Linked DNA regions of Homo sapiens: region 1 is linked to region 2. Evidence: chromatin loops called from intact Hi-C (ENCODE). Cell type or tissue: B cell. All regions are shown on one strand. Each heading gives the region's core, and the rest is flanking DNA. Links, peaks and the distances in the headings are about the cores only. Region 1 overlaps ADK (adenosine kinase). Region 2 overlaps ADK (adenosine kinase).

The links. A loop is a pair of places that touch in the nucleus more often than their neighbours do. Peaks named below come from ENCODE experiments on the same cell type or tissue, not always from the same donor. Only the 100,000 strongest peaks of a DNase experiment are listed, where the experiment ranks them.
Region 1: a loop joins it to region 2, with 1.8 times the contacts of the local background. A loop is called at or near these places in 2 of 110 quality-filtered maps.

Annotation. Positions count from the first base shown.
Region 1 is chr10:74,353,421-74,356,346 of GRCh38, forward strand. The region is part of intron 4 of ADK (adenosine kinase); the gene reads left to right. Among named protein-coding and RNA genes, the nearest start is that of ADK-AS1, 170 kb to the right of the region's middle. In B cell, for the core only: no CTCF peak of the experiment used is centred there; no DNase peak of the experiment used is centred there.
Region 2 is chr10:74,403,588-74,406,513 of GRCh38, forward strand. The region is part of intron 6 of ADK (adenosine kinase); the gene reads left to right. Among named protein-coding and RNA genes, the nearest start is that of ADK-AS1, 120 kb to the right of the region's middle. In B cell, for the core only: no CTCF peak of the experiment used is centred there; no DNase peak of the experiment used is centred there; H3K27ac peaks cover 1,481 bases.

The DNA.
Region 1 (2,926 bases), core at 118-2,617, 50 kb before region 2:
AGGGGAGGGAGAGGATTAGGACAAATACCTATTGCATGCAGAGCTTAAAACTTAGATGATGGGTTGATAGGTGCACCAAACCACCATGGCACATGTATACCAACGTAACAAACCTGCACGTTCTGCACATATATCCCAGAACTTAAAGTTAAAAAAAAAAAAAAAAAGCCAGGCGCAGTGGCTCACGCCTGTAATCCCAGCACTTTGGGAGGCTGAGGCAGGTGGATCACAAGGTCAGGAGATCGAGACCATCCTGGCTAAAATGGTGAAACCCTGTTTCTACTAAAAATACAAAAAATTAGCCAGGCGTGGTGGCGGGCATCTGTAGTCCCAGCTACTTGGGAGGCTGAGGCAGGAGAATGGCATGAACACAGGAGGTGGAGCTTGCAGTGAGCTGAGATTGCGCCACTGCACTCCAGCTCTGGCGACAGAGCGAGACTCTGTTTCAAAGAAAAAAAAACTTCAGTTTACTTGATTTTGCTTATAGAGTTCTTTGAGAATTTAAATCATCCTTTCTGAATTACAGAAAGTCATAGATTAGAAGTGTAGCTTTAAAATGCTCTAGATCACTCTGAATTAAGAAAAAGGGTTTCCTTTGTCCAGAATAAGCATCAATTTAAAACAGCATTTAAAAACAAGTATTCAACAAATTGGTATACGAATTATAACACAAGCAACTAAATCACTGACTTTGATTAGTCTCTCTACTGATTACTACTGTTGAACAGAAGTTGTGTGTAAGAATAGGAGAAGGTGAACTCATTGTCTTGAGCATGTGGAATTAGTTCTTGTCTGAGGCCAGATAGCAATTTTTATCTTATTTTCAGTATAGCAGATCCTATGCTGCCCTGATAAGAATCACCTGCACAGCCTCATTGACTCTCACGGAAGTATTCCAGTAACTCTTTGAATTTTTTCCTAGAAAAATTGGCATCTGTTACCCCTACACAATTCCTTCATAAACAGTAGAAATTTCCCCCATGAAACCTTTCCTTTAACCTTAACATTCTTCGATAATTATTTATGAAGTCCTTAAATAATTATTACAACAAGTATTGGTTTTGAATACGTACCAGCTTTGGAATACTGCTTAAGGAAACCATGATAAACTCCAACTCCTTTATGATTATTTAGAGGAATATATCTATTTGTTATAGTCTTAAGGAAAACCTTGTCAACATATTAGATGATAGAAACAGTCATAACCAGCGACCACCAGGTTTGGTGGGAACTCATGATGTGAAGGGTCTACTCCATGTTCTGCCAACCAAGTAACTAAGTCATTTTGGGCAAATGATTCAGCTGACTTGATCTGTTACATGATTCCTAAGGTCTGTTATAGCTCCAATATTTCATGGCATCACTCCACTTTAATGTATTATCTATCTTAAAAAAGTTAAACAGAAAGATCAATTAGCACTTATATTAAATTTGAGTTGCTGAATATTTTATTTTTTCTCACTTCCACTCACTGCTTCCACTATTTGGGTAATGATTGTTGGAGCTGTATGCATTTATAATGCATTAAGTACAGTGTGGTATATCAGTAAAACTTCATTACAAATATTCATTCCATACATTTGTCTGTACTGGGGTCAGTTTTTTTCCCCTTCTTCTTCTTTTTAAAGACAGGGTCTTGCTCTGTCTCCTCCTGTCTTGGTCTCCCAATGTGCTAGAACTACGGGCATGAGACACTGCACCTGCTCTTTTCTAGTTTTATTTGTCTATCTGAAGAGTTTATTATTTGGCTAAGCTCACATGGCAAGGTAGGTATCATGAAGTGTTAAAACCCAGCTTTTCTGCTAATGTTCTTGTGAGATAAACCAACTATTAGTAAAGATACTTGCTTCCTAATCAAGATTACTTGGAATTGTTAAGAGAGTATGTATGTATGTATAAGTTAACTTTTTAAAAACTTCTCTGCTGCCTGGAGGAATAATGAAATGACCCAAAGGGATAGAAGCAAAATATTTCAGATAGTACATAACGTATATACTTAGCCTTGTGCAATCAAGAATTAATGATATAATGTGTATGGAGTAATATTTAACTTTATTTCGTTATAAGCCCTTTTGGGATAGTGGTTGTTCCACATAACTTTTATCTTCTTTAATGCTTAGTATCTGCTAGAAATGTAGTCTGTGGGATCATAAGAGTTGGGGAAGATTTACAGATAGCATTTTCAGAGACTGAACAGAAAAGCATATTGTCATTTGGAAAAATTTTAAAAGTGTCTAACTTTTATTCAGGACCATTTGCTTTTATTTTCCTGTTGTTATTTATTTCTATTATCTTGTTTACAGTTGAAATTTGGACAATTGGTCTGTATCTTTTCTAATTTTCATTATATATAAAGACTTAGGTTTCCTCTTTCCTTATGTGTTTGTTGGTAAACATTAGGTGCTATTTTTAAGTTTTCAATTCTCAGGCATAGTGCTACTTATCCATGTTATTTATATAAGCAAATGAGCATATTTGCCAATCAATCCACGGTAAGAAACACAATTTAAGTTCCTACCAAGGATACCTCTGTGTGTGTGTATGTGTGTGTATGTATCTGAAATATTTCACTAAATAATTCATTTTTTTTTTTTTTTTTTTTTTTTTTTGAGACGGAGTCTCGCTCTGTCGCCCAGGCCGGACTGCGGACTGCAGTGGCGCAATCTCGGCTCACTGCAAGCTCCCCTTCCCGGGTTCACGCCATTCTCCTGCCTCAGCCTCCCGAGTAGCTGGGACTACAGGCGCCCGCCACCGCGCCCGGCTAATTTTTTGTATTTTTAGTAGAGACGGGGTTTCACCTTGTTAGCCAGGATGGTCTCGATCTCCTGACCTCATGATCCACCCGCCTCGGCCTCCCAAAGTGCTGGGATTACAGGCGTGAGCCACCGCGCCCGGCCAATAATTCATATTGTTAATACCTCAACCA
Region 2 (2,926 bases), core at 215-2,714:
CCATTGGAAAAGCGCAGTATTAGGGTGAGAGTGTCCTGATTTTCCAGGTACCGTCTGTCATGGCTTCCCTTGGCTAGGAAATGGAATTCCCCAACCCCTTGCGCTTCCCAGGTGAAGCGATGCCCCGCCCTGCTTTGGCTCACACTCTGTGGGCTGCATCCACTGTCCGACAAGCCCCAGTGAGATGAACCTGGTACCTCAGTTGGAAATGCAGAAATCACCCGTCTTCTGCATCACTCACGCTGGGAGCTGTAGAATGGAGCTGTTCCTATTCCTTTTTTTGTTTTGTTTTGTTTTGTTTTGAGATGGAGTCTTGCTGTGTCATCCAGGCTGGAGTGCAGTGGCACAATCTCTGCCCACTGCAACCTCCGCCTCCTGGGTTCACACCATTCTCCTTGCCTTAGCCTCCCAAGTAGCTGGGACTGCACGTGCCTGCCACCATGCCCGGCTAATTTTTTGTATTTTTAGTAGAGACGGGGTTTCACCATGTTAGCCAGGATGGTCTCGATCTCCTGACCTCATGATCCACACGCTTTGGCCTCCCAAAGTTCTGGGATTACAGGCATGAGCCACCACACCCAGCCTAATTGTTTTTTTTTTTTTTAATCAGCTTTGTTAATATATGTCTCACAACTTACAATACATACATTTTACTTCTACATATATATTATAAACATCGTAACCTTGCTGCTATTTTTGTTTAAATTGTCAAATATATATTTTAAAAGACTTAATAAGAAAAAATTCATATTTTTACTCAGGTATTTATCATTTCTAGTTCTCTTTATTCCTTTTGGTTAGAATTAGATTTCCATCTGGTATCATTTTCCTTCTGCCTAGAGGGCATTCTTTAACATCTCTTGTATTTGGATCTGTCAGTAATAAATTCTTTCAGCTTTTGTATGTTTGAAAACATCTTTATTTCACCTTCATTTTTGAAAGACATTTGTGCCAGATATATAGTTCTAGTTTGACAGTTTTTCAGTACATGAAAAATGTTACCCCATTGCCATCTTACTTGCATAGTTCTTGATAAGAAATCTGACATTCTTTTGTTCTTCAATGTTTCACAACCCCCATTCCCCAAATTTTGCTGCTTTTAAGATTTTTCATATGAGACCAGGTGCGGTGGCTCACACCTGTAATCCCAGTGCTTTGGGAGGTCAAGATGGGAGGATGGCTTTTGAGGCATGGAGATCAAGATTAGCCTAGGCAACATAGTGAGACCCCATCCTTACAAAAAATACACACAGAGAAAATTACTCATTTTGATCAGTTTAGTTATGATGGGCCTTAGTGTATTCTTCTTCATGTTTCTTGTGCTTGGGTTTTGTTTAACTTCTTAGAGCTATCGGTTTTTAGTTTTTATTATGTTTGGAATATTTGCAGCCATTATACATCTTCAAATTGGTTTTCTGACCCTTTTATGCCACTTGAAGTTGTCTCATAGCTCACTGACACTCTTTTTTTATTTTGTTTCTTTCTCTATGTTTTATTTTGGATACCTCCTTTGCTGTGCCTTCCATTTCACTAATATTTTCTTCTGTAATACCTGAACTGTTATTAATCTCATCAAATAAATAAAGCTAAATATTTCTTACTACTGGGGGAAGACTTTTCTTAGTACTCCATGGCACAGAGCACTAAGGGGTCCCTAATCTCTGGTACTGCAACTATATCAGTTCCTGTTAGGAACCAGGCCACACAGCAGGAGGTGAGTAGCAGGCCACCAAGCATTACCACCTGAGCTCCACCTCCTGTCACATCAGCGGAGGATTCTTTTTTTTTTTTTTTCAAATGTGAAAAATCTAATTTTATTCAGTTTAGATTAATGTATAGCTATACACTCTGGACTCTTAATGAAACCTTTCCCATTCTTTTTTTTTAGATTTTATTATTATACTTTAAGTTTTAGGGTACACGTGCACAACATGCAGGTTTGTTACATATGTATACATGTGCCATGTTGGTGTGCTGCACCCAGCAGAGGATTCTTATAGGGGTGCAAATCCTATTTTGAACTGCACAAGCGAGGGATCTAGGTTGTATACGTCTTATGAGAATCTAACTAATGCCTGATGATCTGAGGTGCAACAGTTTCATCCTGAAACCACGCCTCCTACCCGTCCGTGGAAAAATTGTCTTCCACAAAACTAGTCCCTGGTGCCAAAAACGTTGGAGACTTTGATGAAAAAAATGATGAGTTTTTCTGCTCTAGGTCTTTGAAACAGCCACTATTTCCAAATGTGTATGTGCCTCAGGTACTGTTCCTTCTATTTTTTTTTCCTCTTAATACTTTTGGATGTTTCTTTCCCAGGTACTGACCTTAAGAAAAGACCCTCTACAGAATTCCAGGTTTCTCTGTAAATCTTTCTGTTCTCTGATATTGTGGTCTTTCAACTCTTAACTGCTCTGAAATTCCCAGACTCTCAGTTGTATTTCCTCAACTCACTGGCATCTACTACAGTTCTCCTTATACCATATTCTGGAAACTCTTGCAATAAACTGCTGTAGTCATATGGCTGACCTCCATTGTTTCCCATCTCTCAGAGATACGTATTTTTTATTCTTGATGTCCAGTGTATTAAAAACCATTGTTTCTAGTTTTGCTATTGTTGTTTCATGATAGGGAGTAAATCTAGTTTCTGTTCCTCTACTGTCTTCTGCTTTGCATTGTTTTTGAAAGGAAGCCTGCTGCCATTCCTATCATTGTTCCCTCTTACCTAATATGTCTTTTAACCTCCTTTATCTGCTTTTAAGATGTTTATCACTGATTTTAAACAATTTTATTATGATGTACCTTGGCATAGTTTTATATTTTGTGTGGTTGGGGTTTTTTATAGTTTCATTCACTTTGGAAATTATTTAACAATAAGTTTTCTCTTTCCACCTCCATCTACCTTTGGGACTCCGATTAAAATAATAA